Linked DNA regions of Homo sapiens: all the other regions are linked to region 1. A link is an interaction called in ENCODE POLR2A ChIA-PET data of the cell type or tissue named here. Cell type or tissue: HepG2. All regions are shown on one strand. Each heading gives the region's core, and the rest is flanking DNA. Links, peaks and the distances in the headings are about the cores only.

Region 1 (8,759 bases), core at 2,294-7,293:
AACTAGTATTACTTGAAGATGTGAAAGTTCCTGTGGTAGCCATACCTTGAAGCACAGTGTTTGTACATAAGTAAATATCTTGATTCTAAATTAAATCCAGATTTAACTAATATATATTATTTTATATCTTTGTTGTATTAAAATGTTTAAAAACACTAAAAATAAAACATTTGAAAGTTGGATTACAGTTTCTTATTGAAATGTCTTTGCATTATTAATGGAGCTGGTCAGTTTTTTATATAATGAATTTTAGTTTTTGCAAATGATTGGCCAGGTGTGGTGGCTCACGCCTGTAATCCTAGCTCTTTGGGAGGCCAAGGCAGGCTGATCGCTTGAGCCTAGGAATTTGAGACCAGCCTGGGCAACATGGTGAAACCCCGTCTCTACAAAAAATACAAAAATTAGCCAAGTGTGGTGGTGCGTGTCTGTAGTCCCAGCTACTTGGGAGACTGAGGCAGGAGGATCGCTTGAGCCTGGGAAGTCGAGGCTGCAGTGAGCCGAGATGATGCCACTGCACTCCAGCCTGGGTGACAAAGTGAGACCCTGTCTCCAAAAAAACAAGCAAATGATTGAGCTCTGCAACTTTAAATCTGTGGAACTTAGTCCAGAACTGTGGAGTAGTTAGAATGCTAAGCATTGTCACAGGTACAGGACCGTATCAGCTTGATCCGCAACTGAACTTGTCTTCTTGATCACTGCTAATATGTAGCCTCTGTAGCGCTGGCCCAGCTAGTCTTTTTGAGAACTCTGGGAAAAAAATAGTCCAGAAGAGACCTCAAGGAGCTTGGTGGAGTAGAAAATGCACTGGGTTTAGGCTCTGATGACCTGGGTATGAGTTGTGTTTCTGACACTGATTAAGTTTTTCTTCAAACCTCCACTTAACCTTATTTAAGTGGAAAAAAGTGCCTACCACATAGGTTGTATTAAGGGCCAATTTATGAAAGTACTGTAGCCTTGCTCACGGAGATGTTAAGATGAGGGTGCTGAGTTAAGAGAGTGCCTCAGAGGAGCTCAGTTGCCACCTTCAGCTGGAACTTTGAAGATGCACAAATGATAGTTTTAAGGCTTCTGGTAGAGTAGCATGACATTTAAATGCCGTATATTCTCAGTTCACGGGGCTCCCATGAGAGCCAGAAATACAGAACCACCAAGACCTGCTCATATTCCAGCTTTAGGAGCCCTGGGTCACATTATGAAGTGAATGTCTGTACCTGATGGGTTTTTTTGTTTTTGTTTTGTTTTGAGACGGAGTTTTGCTTTTGTTGCCCAGGCTGGAGTGCAGTGGCATGATCTCGGTTCACCGCAGTCTCCACCTCCCAGGTTCAAGCGATTCTTCCGCCTCAGCCTCCCAAGTAGCTGGGATTACAGGCATGCGCCACCACACCCAGCTAATTTTGTATTTTTGGTAGAGATGGGGTTTCTCCACGTTGGTCAGGCGGGTCTCAAACTCCCAACCTCAGGTGATCTGCCTGCCTCAGCCTCCCAAAGTGTTAGGATTACAGGCATGAGCCACTGCGCCCAGCCTACAAACATATTTTTTTAATTTTAAAGGTTTACATTATTTTACTCCAATTGTAGCATATACATATATATGTACATATACATGTGGTTTCATACCTTGCTTATTTCACTTAACATGTTCCAGTGCCTTCCAGCCAAGGATGAAGGACACACCTTAGTTGAATAAGTTGGGTTTATTGTTTGTTATAATGGAGAATACACACCATGGGGAGTTGTGGGGCGTCTCAGTGGGAAGGTGTTGGAAAGGATAGGATGTGGGCTTGAGTTATGCAGCTTCTGGGGAAGGTTTAACTGAAGTGGGAATCTGTTCTGATTAGATGGGGGTATTTCTATTATTGAATATCTTAATATATCTTAACAAGGCAGGAGGAGCTGGGTGTGGTGGCTCACGCCTGTAATCCCAGCACTTTAGGAGGCTGAGGTGGGCGGATCATGAGGTCAGGAGATCGAGACCAGCCTGGCCAACATGGTGAAACCCCGTCTCTACTAAAAATACAAAAATTAGCTGGGCGTGGTGGTGCACACCTATAGACCCAGCTACTCGGGAGGCTGAGGCAGGAGAATTGCTTAATCCACACCATTGCCAAAGCAATATATTACAGAATTTTTTTATGTTTGCCAATTTTATAGATTTTATTTTATTTATTTAGTTTTTTGAGACAGAGTTTCGCTCTTGTTGCCCAGGCTGGATGCAATGGTGCTGTCTCAGCTCACTGCAACCTCTGCCTCACGGGTTAAAGTGATTTTCCTGCTTCAGCCTCCCAAGTAGCTGAGATTATAGGCACCTGCCACCATGCCCTGCTAATTTTTGTATTTTTAGTAGAGACAGGGTTTCACTGTGCTGGCCAGGCTGGTCTCAAACTCCTGACCTCAGGTGATCCACCCGCCTCAGCCTCCCAAAGTGCTGGGATTACAGGCGTGAGCTACTGCGCCTGGCCTAAATTTATAGATTTTAAAATGATATCTTAATTCCCTAGCTACAAAAGTAATCTTCAAAAGTGTTTCTTCTTTTTTTTTTTTTTCTGAGACGGAGTCTTGCTCTGTCGCCCAGGCTGGAGTGCAGTGGCGCGATCTTGGCTCACTGCAACCTCCGCCTCCCGGGTTCACGCCATTCTCCTGCCTCAGCCTCCCAAGCAGCTGGGACCACAGGCGCCCGCCACCACGCCCGGCTAATTTTTTGTATTTTTAGTAGAGATGGTTTTCACCGTGCTAGCTAGGATGGTCTCGATCTCCTGACGTCGTGACCCGCCCGCCTTGGCCTCCCAAAGTGTTGGGATTTCAGGCGTGAGCCACCGTGCCCGGCCCAAAAGTGTTTTTAAGATACAGGGCGCGGTGGCTCACGCCTGTAATCCTAGCACTTTGGGAGGCGGGCGGATTGCCTGAGCTCAGGAGTTTGAGACCAGCCTGAGCAACACGGTGAAACCCCGTCGCTACTAAAATAAAAAAATTAGCTGGGGTGGCAGCGTGCGCCTGTAGTCCCAGCTACTCGGGAGGCTGAGGCAGGAGAATTGCTTGAACCCGGGAGGTGGAGGTTGCAGTGAGCCGAGATCGCGCCACTGTACTCCAGCCTGGGTGACAGAGCGAGACTCCGTCTCAAAAAAAAAAAAAAAAAGTGTTTTTAAAATAGTAAAATGATAAGGAAATTGGTGGAGTGGTGACAACTTGGTATACAAAACTTTCTAGAAGACTAAACTGCCAACTATGACTTATTAAAGACCATATGACTGTAAGATGTTGAGGGGGAAAAGAAATGATTTTCCAATTATACTTTTTAATCTTTTTTTGTGTGTGTGGAGATGGGGGTCTCACTATGTTGGCCATGCTGATCTTGAACTCTTGGCCTCAAGCGATCCTCCCACCTTGGCCTTCCAAAATGCTAGGATTATAGGCATAAGCCACTGTGCCCAGCCAGGAAGATGATTTAGCAGATTGAGGAGTGTTTCTCCTGTTTAATTTTTAACATAGTCTTTACATTGGCCATCTCTTGTCATTCAAAAGTAGCATTTTTTTCTGATCATTGTCTTCCTTGAGCACCTGTAGGAGGCTAAGTCCTGTCTGGCCCAAGGGAAAGGCCAGAGGACTCAGTTGCTCTCTGTTTTAAAGTTCTGTAAAGAGTCATGTTGATACTGGTCTGCCTGCAGTAGCTATTTTTGGCCCTACCATCACCTGGAAGACCTTCCAAAGACCCAGCTTTACCTGTGGAGGGCTTCATTATAGATGTGTGAGATCTGAGCTATGGAAGATGTTTTGAAAGAATATTTATTAAACATTTATTGGGTACCTATTCTATGCCAGGCACTGTTTAAGTGCTAGTGGTTCAGTGGTAAACAAAACAAAGCCCCGGCCTTCAGGAATCTTACTTTCTAGACAATAAACACATATATGAGAGAGAGAGAAAAAAAAGCATTCCTGGCAGTTGTCAACTAGTAATTGACCTGGGTACAGTGGCATTCTCCTACTGAACATAAGCAATTCTATAGAATATCATCATCAGATGAGGACCCTGCCTGGCTGTAATGGATCCTCTTCACTTGTAATCATGCCTGAACAGCAATAAAGACACTGTGCAGCCATAAAAATAGCCATACACGCCGCTCCTGATTAACATGGGCAACTATTACTTTGTTCCTTCATAAGAATTAAGATTCCGAATTGCCCCAGGTTTCTGAAAGCACTCAATCCAGAGCAGCACCCTACTTGGTTGCTTTCCTAAACCTTCCTTAAGAACACCTAACACAAGCCCAAATCCTGTACCAGCCCCACCTAACACTCTCTTACTGAGATTCCCCTCCCTTCTCCAGGTGTTTAGTCTTTCTCGCTGCAGGAAGTTTAATTAAAAACCTACCTTTGGCTGGGTGCAGTGGCTCACACCTATAATCCCAGCACTTTGGGAGGCCGAGGTGGGTGGATCATTTGAGGTCAGGAGTTCAAAACCATCCTTGCCAACGTGGTGAAACCCCGACTCTTACTAAGAATACAAAAATTAGTCGAGCATGATAGTGCACACCTGTAATCCTAGCTACTTGGGAGGCTGAGGCAAGAGAATCACTTGAACCTGAGAGACAGGTTGCAGTGAGCCAAGATCATGCACTCCACTCCAGCCTGGAGGACAGAGTGAAAGTCTGTCTCAAAAAAAAAAACAAAAACAAAACCTAACTTAGCTTTACTAAGGTGTGCTCCTGGTGATATTTAGCTAGCAGAAATTGCCTTCAGGCAGCCCAAACAGCTATGACAAAAAAAAAAAAAAAAGAGAACAGCTAAAAGGATAGAGTGATAGGGAATGCTCACTACTGAGATAGCACTAACGGAAGTCCTTCTGCAGAGGTGGCATTCGAGCAGAGGCCCTGGATGAAGTGAGGGGCCATGTGGGGCAGAGGGAATAGCAATTGCACAAGCCTCTGGAGCAGACTTGGCATGTTCTACAAACAAAAAAGAGTTTGGTTTAAGAGTAAACAAGTGGAAGAGTCATTGAAAGTGGGTCGGGCGCAGTGGCTCATGCCTGTAATCCCAGTACTTTGGGAGGCTGAGGCGGGTGGATCACTTGAGGTCAGGAGTTCGTGACCAGCCTGGCCAAAATGGTGAAACCCTGTCTCTACTAAAAATACAAAAATTAGCCAAGTGTGGTGGCAGGCACCTGTAGTCCCAGCTACTTAGGAGGCTGAGGCAGGAGAATCGCTTGAACCTGGGAGGCAGAGGTTGCAGTGAGCCGAGATCGTGCCACTGCACTCCAACCTGGGCGACACAGCAAAAACTCCATCTCAAAAAAAAAAAAAAAAGTGACTGAACATGAACTTAGAGAAGTAGCTAGGCTCTAGTCTTACAATCCTTGAAGGTCCTGGTGAAAATTTAAGTTTTGCTTCAAGTGACATGGGAAGCCATTGGCGGATTTGGGTTTTGTGCAGGGGAGTGACTCACATCCCCACCTCACATCTCCATTGTAGCTGGAGTGACATGTGTAGGCCAAGGCAGAGAAGGCCTCCCCCACCCAGCTCTTTCTGCGTAGGCCAGTTTGCCTGGCCCTGGACCTTGAAGGTTTCATCAAATGCTTCTGGGTGCTTTATTAGGAGCATGGAAGAATTGAAGGATGCTCAAGGAGACGAAAGCTGCAGCAGAGCCAAAGGAAAATACAGCGTGATCTCAGAAGTGCTGCAGTGGGACGAGGCAGCCCTGGATAGAATGGCAAGCAGGATTTTTTTTTTTTTTTTTTTTTTTTTGAGCTCTGTCACCCAGGCTGGAGTGCAGTGGCGCAATCTCGGCTCACTGCAAACTCCGCCTCCCGGGTTCAAACAATTCTTCTGCCTCAGCCTCCCGAGTAGCTGGGACTACAGGCGCCTGCCACCACGCCTGGCTAATTTTTTGTATTTTTAGTAGAGACGGGGTTTCACCGTGTTAGCCAGGATGGCCTCAATCTCCTGACCTCATGATCCGCCCGCCTCGGCCTCCCAAAGTGCTCAGATTACAGGCGTGAGCCACCGCGCCCGGCCGGAAAGCAGGATTTTTAACTTTTCTTTGCTTAAATTTTTTATTTTTTTAATGCACAGGCTGACAAACTAGAGTTATGAGAACCTTTTTTTGGTTCAGAAGTCAACCTTTGCTGTTGGTTACCAGCAGAGGGTGCCACAAACCTCCAGCAGCCCTTGTGCCTTTGTCACAGGAAGTCACTGGTTTGAACAACATAATAGGTGTGCATCAGAATCACCTAGCTTGTTAAAACACATTGCTAACCCCTACCTTCCGCCTAAGTGGGAGGAATTTTTATTTCTGACAGGTTCCCAGGTGAGGCTGAGGCTCCCAGTCAGACTGGTTCTTCCTCAGGAAGTGATCAGAACCCCCTGAAGAGCCTTTCACCAACACCCACAGCTTGAGGCAGCGTCCCCCAAAGGCATTTCAGAACAGGCTAGAGTGAAGACGCAGGTGTTCCCCAAGCTCCTGGGTTCCCTCCTCCCTCCCCTGGGCTGTTGTGAAAGTACTGAACGCTGTAAATTAGTAATCTCCATACAGATGATCACTGCCAGCATCTTAGCTTTTTATTCCTCCCTCCTATGCTTTCATTTTGGTATCTAATTGTGCATTTTTAGTGTATAGAAATAGAAGGGTTTTTTTGTTAGTTTGTTTGTTTTGGACAAAGTCTTACTCTGTCACCCAGGCTGGAGTGCAGGGGCGTGATCTTGGCTCGCTGCAACCTCTGCCTCCTGGGTTCAAGTGATTCTTGTGCCTCAGCCTCCCAAGTAACTGGGACTACAGGCGTGCGCCACCACACCTGGCTGAATTTTTGTATTTTTAGTAGAGATGTGGTTTCACCACGGTGGCCAAGGCCGGTCTCGAATTTCTGACCTCAAGTGATCCACCTGCCTTAGCCTCCCAAAATGCTAGTACTACAGGCATGAGCCACCGTGCCCGGCTAGAAATACAATTGATTTTTAATTGCTGGCCTTTTAACCTGTGACAGTGCCAAAGTCATGTTCTAGGAGTTCTTTTGTAGATTTGTTAGTGTGTTTACATAGTCATAGACAATCACATCATTTCTGAATAGGAACAGTTTTATCCTTCCCCCTATTCCATCTTGAACTCTGGTTTCTCTGGTGGCCAGAACTAGATCTGCCGACCACATTCTGTCATGATATTTAGGGGCAGATAACACACTAGTTCACAAAGCAACTTGACAGTATTCTGAATCCTAGCAAAGACCACTAAGGACAATGAGGGGGAAAACATCTGAAATGATCAGGCCACTGTCCATGAAATGAGGGAGACCTAGCCTTGATGAAATAGTTTGTTCTCATTGGCCAGAGCTAGCGAGTGGAACCCCTACCTGCCCACAGTGGGGAAGTGCCTAGCCCTGAGCCTCACCTTGAGCACAGTCCTGCTTCTCTGAGCCAGAGTTCCTGAATGGGTCCAGTATCTGAGCTGTGGCATCCGAGGGGACTCTGAGGCAAAGCCTTGGGTGGAACAGGGCTTGGCAGAGGTGGAGGTGGCCCTCAGCCCACTTGATAGGTCAGTGGGAATCGGGAGCTGCTCTCTCGGAGTGCTTCAAAAGGAAGGCAGGAGACGGGGCTTCTGATCTAGGCAGCAGGGAGAGTGAATTTGCCCTTTCCTGGACAGTAGTGAAATGGGGGCAGATGGCGTCTGGCGAGGGGGTGGCAGTGTAATGTGTTTGCGCCCTCTCCCCCATACGCTGCTGGGCGTCTTCACAGAGAGGCACAGGGAGCATCGCCTCCCTTGGCCCAACCTTTGCCAAACCCCCATCCTGTGGACTGGCTTCCCGGGTCAGCTCACCAAGCAGCTCCTGTTTACACAGCTTCATCCACCCTCTGCTGCTAAACCTAAAGGTAGCCATTGTCTTCTCAAGGCAAATATCAGCAAGCCTTTGGCCTCCACTCTGGACTCAACCCCTCACCCTCTGCAATCCTTCCTATTAAGAAAGCCATCTAAAGTAGAAATGGCTGCTAATCTCAACTGCCACACTCTAATGGGGCTTGGCTTTCAAGGGGAAGACCTGGGTTCTGTCTCTTAGTCATGATGTAATGGGACTGTGTATGAGGTCAGGCAAGTCACCAAACTGCACTGTCTCAATTTCCTCCTTTGATATAACGCATGATAATATTTGGAAGGCAGATAGCATAGTGGTTTAAGGACACAGACTCAGAAGCCAAGTGCCTGGATTCAAATCTTGGCTCCCCCACTTACTAGCTGAGTAACCTTGGGCAATCACGTAACCTCGCTTTCTCTCCGTTTTGAGGTGATTATAGTACTTACCTTCATAGGGTTATTCTGAGGATAAAATGCAAAGGATGTAAAGTGTTAAATATTATTATTATAAATGTTAAACATTGCTATTATTAGCATATTTTAAGGATATTATAAGGACCTACTGAGTTCATATTATAGAAGTACTTTGAGGCCAGGCGTGGTGGCTCACGCCTGTAATCCCAGAACTTTGGGAGTCCGAGGCGGGCAGATCACCTGAGGTCAGGAGTTTGAGACCAGCCTGACCAATATGATGAAATCCCATCTCTACTAAAAGTACAAAAATTAAGCTAGGCGCGGTGGCTGACACCTATAATCCCAGCACTCTGGGAGGCCGAGGCAGGTGGATCACCTGAGGTCAGGAGTTCCAGACCGGCCTGGCCAATGTGGTGAAACCCCGTCTCTGTTAAAAATGCAAAAATTAGCTGGGCATGGTGGCAGGCACCTGTAATCCCAGCTACTCGGCAGGCTGAGATAGAATTGTTTGAACC
Region 2 (8,759 bases), core at 1,773-6,772, 54 kb before region 1:
CCCAGGTTCAAGCAATTCTCCTACCTCAGCCTCCCGAGTAGCTGGGATTACAGGCACATGCTACCACGTCCAGCTAATTTTTGTATTTTTAGTAGAGACAGCATTTCACCATGTTGGCTAGGCTGGTCTGGAACTCCTGACCTCAAGTGATCCACCTGCCTCGACCTCCAACAGTGCTAGGATTACAGGCGTGAGCCACCGCACCCGCCCTTCTGTTTTTTTAAATTTTAATAAAAACAAGGTCTCCATATGTTGCCCAGGCTGGTCTTGAACTTCTTCGCTGAAGCAGTCCTCCTGAGTTCGCCTCCCAAAGTGTTGGGATTACAGAAATGAGCCACCATACCCAGCTTAGATATTTTTAATAACAGGTGAATTCTGAAATCTACATTGGTGTAAGATTAAAAGAATACATATGGTATTGTTCCATTCATATAAAGTACAAATGCAGGGAAAACTAAACTATATTGTTTATGGATATATGCTTAGGTAGTAAAGCTATAAAGAAAAACAAGGGATTATCATGAAGATAGGTTTGTGGTTACTATGGGTGGTCGGCAGGGGGTGGGGAAGGGAATTATTGATTAGAAGTGGTACACAGTGATACTGGGCTGGTGCCTTGGGGTGATTACAGATTAAAGGAAGTGAATAGTTGCAAGCCTGAGATGAAAAGATTTGCTTTTTTATCCAGCTGTTTGTATTGCATTATTAATACATGCATATAATTGGTTTTAGTGCCTAAATAGCAAAATTTCAGACACATACTGACGAAAATGTATTACTTCTTCTGCAAAAGGGTCTTTTAACAAAAGTTGACACTTTCGTAATATAGAAGCCCTACTTTTCCTCCATACTTCTTTCTGTATTCTGAATCACCTAAAAAAAAACCATCTCAACTGGATCTTTTTTCCAGTGTGCTTTTCTTCTAATTCTAAAGATATTTATTATATCTTCTTTGTACTTCCTCTTCTTCTTCTTATTTTTTTTTTTTTAAAGACTAGGTCTTGTTCTGTTGCCCAGGTGCAGTAATAGCTCACTATAGCCTGGAAGTCCCCAGCTCAAGTGACTCTTTTGGACTTCTGGGTTTTTTTGTTTGTTTTGAGATGGAGTCTTGCTCTGTCACCAGGCTGGAGTGCAGTGGCATGATCTCGGCTCACTGCAACCTCCAACTCCCTGGTTCAAGTGATTCTCCTGCCTCAGTCTCCCAAGTAGCTGGGATTACAGGCATGCACCACCACACCCAGATAATTTTTGTATTTTTAATAGAGACAGTGTTTCACCATGTCGGCCAGGAGGCTCTCATCTCCTGACCTCGTGATCCACCTGCTTCGGCCTCCCAAAGTGCTGGAATTACAGGTGTGAGCCACCGCACCCGGCCTGGACTTCTTTAAAGTTAAAATGATTAGCTAGTTTCATTTGGCATCTTTAGATTTGAATTTGTCATCTACGTAGGAAAAAGAAGTTATATAATCTTAGGGACAGTAGAAAATGGTTTGTTTATATAGCCTTAGATACATAACAAAGCCATTAATGTTTTAAGAAACACCCCAAAGCCATCTGAGTAGCTACATGAATACATATGATTGGAGATTTGTGTTAGGTTTAGCTGTGATCTTAACCCTTGACATCATAGTATAGTGGTTAAGAGTAGAGGAAATAAACAACTAGGTAAATCTAGAATACAGGTTATTCTACAAAGAACTACCCTGAACTTGTCTCCCCCTAAAAAGAAACAAGAGCTAGGGCACTGTTCTAGACTAAAAGACACTAGCAAGATGTGATGACCAAGTGTAATACATGAACCTAAATTGAATCCTGATTTTTGGAGGAAACAGAAATAAAATAAATTTGAGGGGCAATTAGGGGAGATATTATGGTTAATTTTCTTAGGTGTGGTAATGTGTATTGTACTTATTTAGGAAGTTGTCATTATTATTAGAAGATGAATAACAACTGGATGCCGAAATATTTATGGTGAATATCATAATGTCTTTATATTAAACAGTTAAGAAGTGTCTTCAAAATAAGATATGAATGCTTAAAAAAAAACACCTATGATCAGCCAGGCACGGTGACTCACGCCTGTAATCCCAGCACTTTGGTAGGCCGAGGCAGGCAGATCACCTGAGGTCAGGAGTTCGAGACCAGCCTGACCAACATGGAGAAACCCCGTCTCTACTAAAAATACAAAAAAAAATTAGCCGGGCTTGGTGGCACATGCCTGTAATCCCAGCTACTCGGGAGGCTGAGGCAGGAGAATTGCTTGAACCGAGGAGGTGGAGGTTGTGGTGAGCCGAGATCGTACCATTGCACTCCAGCCTGGGCAACAAGAGCGAAACTCCATCTCAAAAACAAAAAAAACACTATGATCATTCTTTAAATCTCTGGTAGGATTTAGTAGCTTTATTTTCAACCCATCCTTTAGCTCCAAGGAAAAGCAGCATGAAGTGATGGAAAGAGTACTGAATTTGTTGTCAAAATTCTTGGAGTTTAATTTCAGCATCAATATTAACTCTCTAGGTGACTTTAAATCATTTAAATTATAATAATTTAAATAATTTGTGTAAAGCAAATCTGGCAAAATGTTTGAATCCCAAATTTGAATCCTGGCTCGGACAATTTCAAGTAGGACCTTGGTCACTTCACTTAACTTTTCTGTGCCTTCATTGTCTCGTGTAAAATGAAGATAATAGTAATGTCTACCTCATAAAAGTGTTGTGAGGATTAAATAGTATTATAAAGATAAAGTGCTCAGAATAGTGCCTGAGCATTCAACAAATGTAGCTGCTGCTGCTGTTATTGTTTTATATTTATTTTATTATCTATTACTTTGAAGAGAGCTTGGAAGACTCAAGAGGTAGAAAATATAAAACAGAAGTCCAGGCAGGCAGAACCCTCAAAACAACTAGGCAAAGATCAAGCAGTTGTTGTTATAATTAGGAAATGAGATCCCACATGAAATCACCCTGCAGGGTCTAACCTGTAGTAGGTATTCATAAATGTTAGTTTCCTTCTGTTATCCCTTTCTTTCCTTCCTCATTTTATAGTATTATTTAATCTGAGGCTTGCAGAGCACTATGTGACCATCCATTCTAATTCTGCTTCTTCTCTGCTTCTGGTTTGTATAACATTGAGTCTTCGAGGTGCCTTTGCACACATCTTATTTCATCTATTACATTTTGATTTGATGTTGGCTTGTTGCCTCTACTAATTACTACATAATACAGTTGAATAAAATATAGTTTAAGCATATACACAGAACTGTCTGAAAAGAAAAATCACGCTCTAGTGTTGACTGAAGATATATAATATTAAGAAAAATTATAGGTTATTTTATATTAAAACATATACTAATTAGAAGCTTAGAATCTGTCTATAATACCAAAATCTAATAGCCAGAAAACAGAATTTTGATTATTAAAAATAACTGATCAAATTTATCTACAATTTATATATTTCTGATAATTAAAGAAATAAGTGAGTCTCCAAAATATGGTAAGAATATTTTTTAAAAATCTATAATAAATCTTTAAATCTCTGTTAGAACTTGATAGCATTATTAACTCATCCTTTAGCTCCAAGGAAAAGCAGCATGAAATGGTGGAAAGAACACTGAATTTGTTGTCGAAATTCTTGGAGTTTAATTTCAACACCAATATTAACTCTCTAGATGACTTTAAATACTCTAAACATCTTGGCATCTCAAGCCTCACTGTGCATTAGAATCACGTGGGGAGCTTTTTAAAAAATGCAGATATAAAATTTCTGTCTCTTCTGAGATTCTGATTCAGTTGTCCTAGGATGAGGCATGGACATTGATACAAATACACTGTAAAATTTCAGACTATTCTAATGTATAGCCAGGGTTGAAAACCTTTGTATATGTAGTTTCCTTGGAAGCCTAGGCAAAGGAGGCATCAAAGAGAATTGGCTTTTTATATCCTACACTGTCTAGGAGAGAGAGAGACTGAAACTGGGAGATGCAAACAACCTTTTCTAGACAGGTACTCTCTGCTCTGTGGCACTGATGTTACGTTAGGTCTCACAGGAAGCTGGATTAGATTTTGCCCAAGACGATCTGTTTTTCTTTGCCCTGATTACTTGCTCTACAAGTAGCGTTCTGATTATTAAATCAGCCTCCTAGACACTTCAGAATTATAAAAGGATGTGCCTGAGATAATGCTTGAGCATTCTTTTTAGACACTTGAGTGTCTAGAATTGGTTCTCTAGTTTATCCATTAGTACCTTGTGAGTTTGCTTTTAGTCTCTCTTGGTTTGACCAACTCTGGGGAACTGACAGGGTCAAGTTTTGATCTCTAAGGGTGAATACCAGATCCTGATTCCTGGTAAATTTACCAAATTAGTGACCCTGTGTTATCTCTTGACATTTGGACATTTTAAATTTATGGATATAAAACTCCCTGAAGCCGTGAAGAATTTGTAATAAAGTATTATAATAAAAATATAAATAAAGAGAAATATGTAATAAAATCTTTCCTGTATACTCTTAAGACTGAAATAGCTGTCCAAAGGCAGATTTTTTTTTTTGCCAGCTATGGTGGCTCACGGCTGTAATCCCAGCACTTTGAGAGGCCAAAGCAGGAGGATCACTTGAGCCCAGGAGTTCAAGACCAGCCTGGGCATCCTAGGGAGACCCTATCTCTACAAAAAATAAGAAAACTAATTGGGCTTGGTGGTACACACCTGTGGTCCCAGCTACTCAGGAAGCTGAGGTGGGAAGATCCCTTGGGCCTGGGAGGTCAAGGCTACAGTGAACCGTGATCACACTACTGCACTCCAGCCTGAGCAACAGAGCAAGAGTCTGTCTCAGTCAATCAATAAAGAAAGAAAAAGGCAGGTTTTTGTTTTGTTTATAATGATCCTGATTGACTGTTGGTGGAAATGTAAATACAGCCATTATGGAAAACACTGTGAAGGTTCCTCAAAAATTAAAATAGAGGCTGGGTGTGGTGACTCACGCCTGTAATCCCAGCACTTTGGGAGGCTGAGGCAGGCAGATTGCTGGAGCTCAGGAGTTCAAGACCAACCTGGGCAGCATGGCAAAACCCCATCTCTACAAAAAAAATACAAAAATTAGCTAGGCGTGGTGGTGCGTGCCTATAGCCCCAGCTACTTGGGAGGCTGAGGTGGGAGAATTGCTTGAGCCTGACAAGCGGTGGTTGCAGTGGGCCAAGACTGCACCACTGCACTCCAGCCTGGATTACACAGTGAGACCCTGTCTCAAAAAATAAAATGAAATAGAACTACCATACGATCCAGCAATCTCTCTATTGGATATATGTCCAAAGGAAATGAAATCAGGATGTTGAAGAGATACTGCACTCTCATGTTTATTGCAGCACTATTCACAATAGCCAAGATAAGGAATCAACCTAAGTGTCCGTCTACAGATAAATAGAGAAAATGTGTGTATGTCTGTGTGCATGCACCATATTCATATTCAGCCACAAAACAGAATGAAGTCCTGTTATTTGCAGCAACATGGATGAATCTGGAGGACATTATATTAAGTGAAATTAGCCAGGCACAGAAAGACAAATACTACATGATCTCACTCATATATGGAATCTAAAAACAAGTTAATCTTGTAGAAGTAGAAAGTAGGATAGTGGTTATCAGAGGCTAGAGAGAAAGGATAGGAGAGGAGGATGGATAGAGGTTGGTCAGCAAGTACAAAATTACAGTTAGCTCCATCCATGTCCCTGCAAAGAACGTGATCTCATTCCTTTTTATGGCTGCATAGTATTCCGTGGTGTATATGTACCACATTTTCTTTATCCAGTCTATCATTGATGGACATTTGGGTTGATTCCATGTCTTTGCTCTTGTGAATAGTGCTGCAGTGAACATACGTGTGCATGCATCTTTATAATAGAATGATTTATATTCCTTTGGGTATATACTCAGTAATGGTATTGCTGGGACAAATGGCATTTAGTGGGAGCTGAACAGTGAGAGCACATGTACACAGGGAGGGGAGCAACACACACTGGGCCTGTCAGTGGGGGGCAGCCGGGAGAGGGAGAACATCAGGATAAATAGCTAATGCGTGCAGGGCTTAATACCTAGGTGATGGGTTGATAGGTGCAGCAAACCACCATGGCACACGTTTACCTGTATAACAAACCTGCATGTCCTGCTCATGTATCCCGGAATTTAAAATAAAATAACAGGCCAGGCGCAGTGGCTCATGCCTGTAATCCCAGCACTTTGAGAGGCCGAGGCCGGCGGATCACCTGAGGTCAGTAGTTAGAGACCAGCCTGGCCAACATGGTAAAACCCCATCTCTACTAAAAATACAAAAATTAGCTGAGCGTGGTGGTGGGCACCTGTAATCCCAGCTACTTGGGAGGCTAAGGCAGGAGAATTGCTTGAATCCAGGAGGTGGAGGCTGCAGTGAGCCAAGATCACGCCACTGCACTCCAGCTTGGGTGGCAGAGTGAGACTTTCCCCCCCCCAAAAAAAAGATTACAGTTAGATGAGAAGCGTAACTGGTTTTCTGTTGTACAGTAGGGTGACTATGACTAATAATAATGTATATTTCAAGGTAGCTAGAAGATTTTGAATGTTATCACCACAAAGAAATGATAGATGTGACTGGTGTGGTGGCTTATGCCTGTAATCTTAACACTTTGGGAGGCCGAGGCAGGAAGATCACTTGGGCCTAGAAGTTTGAGACCAACCTGGGCAACATAGTGAGACCCTGTCTCTACAAAAAAGTAAAAAAAAAATTAGCCAAGCATGATGGCACATGCCTGTAGTCCCCGCTACTCAGGAGGCTGAGGTGGGAGGATCACTTGAGCCCAGGGGTTTGAGGTTTCATTGAGCTATAATTGTGTCATTGCTCTCCAGCCTGGGAAAGAGAACAAGACCCTGTCTCTAGAAAAAAACAAAAAACAAAAAACAAATGATAACTTTAAAATTATATATGTGCTAAGTATCTTTATTTGATCATCATACAGTGTATACATGTATTAACATATTACACTGGGCCAGACGCGATGGCTTATGCCTGTAATCCCAGCACTTTGGGAGGCCGAGGCGGGCTGATCACCTGAGGTCGGGAGTTCAAGACCAGCCTGACCAACATGGAGAAACTCCGTCTCTACTAAAAATACAAATTTAGCTGGGCAGTGGTGGTGCATGCCTGTAATCCCAGCTACTCAGGAGGCTGAGGCAGGAGAATCGCTTGAACCCGGGAGGCAGAGGTTGCGGTGAGCTGAGATCGTGTCACTGCACTCCAGCCTGGGCAACAAGAGCGAAATTCCATCTCAAAAAAAAAAAAAAAATTACACTGTACCCCATAAATGTGTACAATTATGTGTCAATTATAAATAAAGTTGAAATTTTAAAAATGATCTGTGGCTGGCCGCGGTGGCTCATGCCTGTAATCCCAGCACTTTGGGAGGCCGAGGCGGGTGGATCACGAGGTCAGGAGATCGAGACCATCCTGGCTAACATGGTGAAACCCTCTCTCTACTAAAAATACAAAAAAATTAACTGGGCATGGTGGTGGGCGCCTGTAGTCCCAGCTACTTGGGAGGCTGAGGCAGGAGAATGGTGTGAACCTGGGAGGCAGAGCTTGCAGTGAGCTGAGATCGCGCCACTACACTTCAGCCTGGGCGACAGGACAAGACTCCGTCCGTATCAAAAAAAAAAAAATCTTGTTTAGAAGGACATTGGGGAACTGAATGAATTATTATTTTGATTGCTGCTTTTTTTTTGCACATTTATTTAATAAATGTTTATTGAGAACCTACCATGTGCTAATCATATAGGCCTTAGTAATCATCTTGATTACTCTATCTTTCCTAAAAATAAAACAAAAATAACCTAACAAAAACCCACTAAGCTCTTCTGCTGCACTGAGTGCTACTTTTCTTTTCTTTTCTTTTGGTTTTTTTTTGGCTAGATACACTCTCATTTTGCCTTTCCTCCCTTTTCTTTTTCTTTAATTTGTAGTATGGTACTTGTCTGCTTTCATGTTCTTACTACTGTTGAACCTGCTTGGTAGATGAAGTAGCCAGATCAGAGCTTTTGTTTTGTGTAAGTTACTAATAGGTTATTTTACTATTCAAGTCTTTTTCCCCTGTCACTAAGTACTTGGTTGAGAAAAAATAATTGAATAGCTTTTTGAAATAAAACATGTCATTCATTCCAAAGAATGCAAAAGTACATATAGTTAATGAGAAGAGAGCTGAAAAACATATCCTGCTTAGTTTCCCAGGAAGCTAAGGGGAAAAAACATAAACTTACCTTGCCTTACCTAGAATTGGACCAGAATGTGGACCTTATATGAGACAGCTTGAAGCCTTGACCTTTGGGTACTTAGCTTGTTCTGAAATCAACAATTCAGAGGACTAAAGAGCCTTTGGTAATCAGTCAGGGTTCACTTGCAAGAGAGAGAAACTTCTTTGGTCTGGGCTAGGAATGACTTCTACTACAATATTTAAATTGGCCTGTCAGAGGAATGCTACCTTTGCTACAGTCAGAAGGTTGGCATTAGGAGGCCAACATGAAATGCTGAGTTTGAGAATGCGCCATCTCAATACCAAAAAAACCCAGTAAAAACATAGGCAAAAGACTTGAGTAGGTGTTTCTCCAAGCAAAATATACAAAGGTCTAGTAAGCATATGAAAAGATGTTCCACATGGCTAATCATTACTGAAATCAAATCAAAATCACAATGAAATACTACTTTATGTCATAAAATGGCTACTATTAAGAAAAAGAACAGAAAA
Region 3 (5,491 bases), core at 1-5,000, 1.0 Mb before region 1:
CTGGTCTCAAACTCCTGACCTCGTGATCCTCCCGCCTTGTCCTTCCAAACTGCTGTGATTACAGACGTGAGCCACCGTGCCTTGCCAAAATAAGGAAAATCTTTTAGATAGAAAATATAGGACCGGTGTGGTGGCTCATGCCTGTAATCCCAGCACTTTGGGAGGCTGAGGCAGGTGGATCCCTTGAGCTCAGGAGTTTGATACCAGCCTGGGCAACATCGTGAGACCACATCTCTACCAAAAAATTAGCTGGGCATGGTGGCGTGCATATGTGGTCCCAGCCGCTCAGGAAGCTGGGGTGGGAGGATTGCTCGAGCCTGGGAGGCGGAAGTTGCAGTGAACCAAGATTGTGCCAGTACACTTCAGCCTGCGTGACAGTGGGACCCTGTCTTAAAAAAAAAGGAAAAAGAAAATATATTTCATAAGGTTAGCAACAAGCTTTTGAGAAGGGCTATTCTTTATTTCTGTGATGTACTTTCTATATTTTTGTATTAAAATCCCTTTTCTGTTGTGAAATGATAGTGATATTCACTTCTATAGTTTAAAAATATGTTCTGTGCAGCATAAATAATTGATAAGCAGTGTTATCTTGTACTTTCAGATTGGAGTTGCCTTTGAGAGTCAAAGATTTGTAGCTCACAGAAAATAAAGAAGTACTGTGTGGGTGTGCCTGGGAGGGAGTTTTGCTAAGAATTCTTACTAAATAAAGTTCAATCAGTCAAATGTTATTGTACTCTTCAAATTCTCCAGGGAAATAAATTGCCAGCTTCCATTTAAAGATTGTATTTTGTTTGAATATGTGATGTTAAAGTGAAATGTGACATATAAGAATCTAAAGATGATTATTAAAAGCAAACAACATAATAGCATTCTTACAATGTCTTTTGCAGGAGAGAATTAATAGATTTAGCAGTGTTTCTTTGAATAAACTTGTCCATAATGAAAGCTAACTAAAATTGCATTAAAATTTATCAACTCCTTTAAAAAAATTCAATATGTTTTGAGATACAAGTATGCACAAGTATTTTCTTTCATTGTCTAATAAGAACTTAAAGGAACCTGAGATGTCACCTATAACAAACTCCTTTGTGTTTCAGAAAAGGAAACTGATGGTCAAAGAGGTAATGATTTGTCAAAAGTAATAAAGTTATTGGTAAGTCCAGGATTCGAATCCCTTCTCATTCCCAGGCCCCTGACCTTTACATGGCTGCACACTATTTTAGGGAGACAAGTTTTAAGAAGTTTCTCTTTTTGGATATGATATAGATTCTTTAAATAATATTATTTTACTGATTTTTGAATTCATATTAAATGAGGGTTTGTATTTTTAAGTAACATGCAGGGAAAACATTCCACATTCATGTTATGACAGCTGGGCTCGTCAAGGCTTTGCAAAGCTCTAAAAGTAGGATACACACTTTTAACTTTTGTCAAGTTGTGATTTAAAATTAATCAAAAAAATCATGAGGACACCTTATTTTTGTTATTCCTGTCTTAAAGAATCTTTATACATGAAAAAATGAAACATTTATAAAATTAGCCCAATTTGTCTAAAAATAAGGGTAGTTTTGACGGTTGTGAATTTCTTTTTTTAAAAAAACTCAGGAACAAGGTTATGATTTTAAAAATGCAAGTTTTCAAAAAGGGCAGGAGTAAGTTTTGTATTTTTAAGCCATTTAAAAAAGATAGTAAGGCCGGGCACGGTGGCTCACGCCTGTAATCCTAGCACTTTGGGAGGCCGAGGCAGGCGGATCACGAGGTCAGGAGATCGAGACCATCCTGGCTAACACGGTGAAACCCTGTCTCTACTAAAAATACAAAAAAAATTTGCCGGGCGTGGTGGCGGGCACCTGTAGTCCCAGCTACTCGGGAGGCTGAGGCAGGAGAATGGCGTGAATCTGGGAGGCTGAGCCTGCAGTGAGCCGAGATCGCGCCACTGCACTCCAGCCTGGGCGACAGAGCAAGACTCCATCTCAAAAAAAAAAAAAAAAGAAAAAAGATAGTTGATATTTAATAATAATTATAAAAATTATAACTATAAAACCAGTATTAGAAAATTAATGATGGATGAATGTAAATAAAGTAAAATTATGCATAATCCTACTTTCCAGAGATAACTAATAACATTTAGGTGTATTTCTTTCCAATCATTTTTTTCTATGCATATATGGTGTGTATTTTTTTAAACACAGTCAAGTTCATACTCTACTTCCTTTTGTTTTGCTTTTTTCATTTAACATTATATCATGAGCATTTTCTTATGTCCCTAAAAAGTCTGTGGAAACATTTTATAATAGTTCCATAACATTCTGTAATTATTTAACTATTACCCTATTTCTGGTTATTTGGGATATAATAAATTTTTGCTATTGTTAATAAGGCTGAAATGAATAACTGGGTATACAAATCTTTATACACATTTGTCTCTCTTTTAATGATAGTTGCCTAAAAGTTGGAATTACTGACACATATTGCCAAAATTCTTTATAGTAGAAATGTACTAATTTATACTCCCATTAATTTTATATGAGAGTGCTTGTTTTATCGCACCCTTAACAAACTGGTTGTGTTTGAAGAGAACTTTGCTATTATTTTGGGGCTTGAAGCATTTGTTGAAGAGATTAGTGGATGGGTCCACATTTTTGGTATGCTATTTGGAGGCACTTAGCTATTTTGGGTTATGTATCTGATTGCTTTTATAGGGCCAGACCACAAGATTAGATAAAGTATATGGAATATTTACATATCAGTCTTACGAAGAGCAAACTATTCAGACCCACTTATCTTGATTCAGCTATTCTAATTGTAAAAAGACTACTGAAGGTTAAAAATTTCAGTTGACTATTTTCTCCTAAAGTAGGATAAGCTAGGCTTTTAGGAAAAAAATAGGGTTGAAATAAATTGTTTAGAAAATTGATCAAAAGTAGTAGTTACTCAGTACTCTCTCTCTCAGCGCTCACTCTCTTTCTGTCTCTCTCTGTCTCTCTGTGTGTGTGTGTGTGTGTGTGTGTGTGTGTGTATTTAGAAAAAGAGTAGAATGGAAAGATTAGAAATAGAGCATGAAAGGCTGGGGAAGGGAAGTTGCTGTGAATAACAGAACTTCTGCCTTTACCTGGGAAAATATATCTTTACTTTTGTCGCTACATTATTGACTCTGAAAGATCACATGAGTCCTCTTTCTTGAAATAATATTTTTGTGTTTGTAACTGCTGACACGACTGGTACTTAAATTTTGAGAGAATAAACTTTTTGAAAATTTTTTTGACCATTAATAAAAAACTTTTTTTTCATTTCCTACAGTACATGGATTTTCTTTTTTTTTTTTTTTTTTTAAGACAGGGTCTTGTTCTATCTCTCAGGCTAGATTGCAGCGGCGCAAACACAGCTTGCTGTAGCCTTGAACTCTTGGGCTCAAGCCATCCTTCCATCTGAGCCTCCCAGGTAGCTCGGACTACAGGTGTGTGGTCTCCCTATGTTGCCCAAGCTGGTTTTGAACCCCTAGGCTCAAGTGGTCTTCCTGCCTTGGTCTCCCTCAGTGCTGGGATTACAGGTGTGAGCCATTGCACCTGGCTAGACAGCTGATTGGCTGGGCGCGGTGGCTCACCTGTAATCCCAGCATTTTGGGAGGCCGAGGTGGGCGGATCACCTGAGGTTGGGAGTTTGAGACCAGCCTGACCAACATGGAGAAACCCCATCTCTTATTAAAAATACAAAATCAGCCGGGTATGGTGGCACATGCCTATAATCCCAGCTGCTAGGGAGGTTGAGGCAGGAGAATTACTTGAACCTGGGAGGCAGAGGTTGCAGTGAGCCGAGATCGCGCCATTGCACCCCAGCCTGGGCAACAAGAGTGAAACTCCATCTCAAAAAAAAAAAAAAAAAAAAAGCGGATCACGAGGTCAGGATATCAAGACCATCCTGGCCAACATGGTGAAACCCCATCTCTACTAAAATACAAAAAATTTGCCAGGCCTGGTGGCGCACGCCTAGGGGATTGCTTGAACCCGGGAGGCAGAGGTTGCAGTGAGCCAAGAGTGCACCACTGCCCTCCAGCTTGGTGACAGAGTGGGACTCCATGTCAAAAAAAAAAAAAAAACGGTTAGATGCAAATATCAAAAATGAGTTAAAAAATATCTTTGGTGTGGCTTCAATTTTATTAACTATTTTAATATTGCAGACCCATATCTTCCCTTAATTATACTGAATTTAGTATATTTGTTAAAAAATAAAGTTTTAAGACTACCTGTTTTGGTATCAAAATTAGTTTTTTTTTTTTCTTTTTTTTTGAGATGGAGTCTTGCTCTGTCACCTAGGCTGGAGTGCAGTGGCATGATCTCTGCTCACTGCAAGCTCCACCTTGGGTTCACACCATTCTCCTGCCTCAGCCTCCCAAGTGGCTGGGACTACAGGCACCCGCCACCACGCCCGGCTAATTTTTTTTTTAATTTTTAGTAGAGATGGGGTTTCACTGTGTTAGCCAGGATGGTCTCGATCTCCTGACCTCGTGATCCACCCGCCTTGGCCTCCCAAAGTGCTGGGATTACAGGTGTGAGCCACTGCGCCCGGCTAGGTTTTTTCAAATTGAAAATTTTTTTTCTTTTTCTTTCTTTTTTTTTTTCTTTTGAGATGGAGTCTTGCTCTTGTTGCCCAGGCTGGAGTGCAGTGGAGCAATCTCAGCTCACTGCAACCTCTGCCTCCCAGGTTCAAGTGATTCTCCTGCCTCAGCCTCCCAAGTAGCTGGGACTATAGGTGTGTGCCACCGCGCCCAACTAATTCTTGTATTTTTAGTAAAGATGGGGTTTCACCATATTGGCCAGGCTGGTCTCGAACTCCTGACCTTGTGGTCCTCCTGCCTCAGCCTCCCAAAGTGCTGGGATTACAGGCGTGAGCCACTGTGCCTGGCTTTAATTTGAAAATTTTAATGTTACAAATCAAAGGTAGGTGTTACCAAAGTATGTTAAGCATGAGCAAAAGTGCATTTGATTGTTCAGAGGGCCAAGTTCATGTTAGCTTTGGGATCATGCCTCCAGAGATGTAAGTTTAACTATTATGATAATAACAAAGTAATAATTATGCCATGTGCCAAGGATTCTATTAGACTCTTTACTATAGTTAATTAAATTTTAATCTTCACAGTGCCCTGAACAGCATATAATGGGTAAACCGAGGGACAGACAGTTTAAGAACCAGTTTAAAGGCTGGGTGTGGTGGCTCATGCCTGTATTCCCAGCATTTTGGGAGGCTGAGGTGGGCGGATCACTTGAGGTCAGGAGTTCAAGCCCAGCCTGGCCAACACGGTGAAACCTTGTCTCTACTAAAAACACGAAAAAAAAATTAGCTAGGCATGGTGGTGCGTGCCTTTAGTCCCAGCTACTCGGGAGGCTGAGGTGGGAGAATTGCTTGAACCCCGGGGATGGGGGCGGAGGTTGCAGTGAACCGAGATCATGCTACTGCACTCCAGCCTGGGTGATAGACTGAGACTCCATCTCAA

What was found. ChIA-PET counts read pairs that join two places held together with the same protein. Peaks named below come from ENCODE experiments on the same cell type or tissue, not always from the same donor. Only the 100,000 strongest peaks of a DNase experiment are listed, where the experiment ranks them.
Region 2: POLR2A ChIA-PET joins it to region 1 with 6 read pairs; 11 of 35 experiments call an interaction of 5 or more read pairs at or near these places.
Region 3: POLR2A ChIA-PET joins it to region 1 with 6 read pairs; 4 of 35 experiments call an interaction of 5 or more read pairs at or near these places.

What each region holds. Positions count from the first base shown.
Region 1 is chr10:75,181,942-75,190,700 of GRCh38, forward strand. SAMD8 (sterile alpha motif domain containing 8) reads left to right here. Exons shown (of 6, transcript NM_001174156.2): 6 at 1-182. Among named protein-coding and RNA genes, the nearest start is that of VDAC2, 24 kb to the right of the region's middle. In HepG2, for the core only: a CTCF peak has its summit at 6,140 (motif pointing right); DNase peaks (open chromatin) are centred at 4,920 and 6,160.
Region 2 is chr10:75,128,163-75,136,921 of GRCh38, forward strand. All of the region lies in intron 1 of SAMD8 (sterile alpha motif domain containing 8), which reads left to right. Among named protein-coding and RNA genes, the nearest start is that of SAMD8, 21 kb to the left of the region's middle. In HepG2, for the core only: no CTCF peak of the experiment used is centred there; no DNase peak of the experiment used is centred there.
Region 3 is chr10:74,168,825-74,174,315 of GRCh38, forward strand. The region is part of intron 1 of ADK (adenosine kinase); the gene reads left to right. Among named protein-coding and RNA genes, the nearest start is that of ADK, 20 kb to the left of the region's middle. In HepG2, for the core only: no CTCF peak of the experiment used is centred there; no DNase peak of the experiment used is centred there.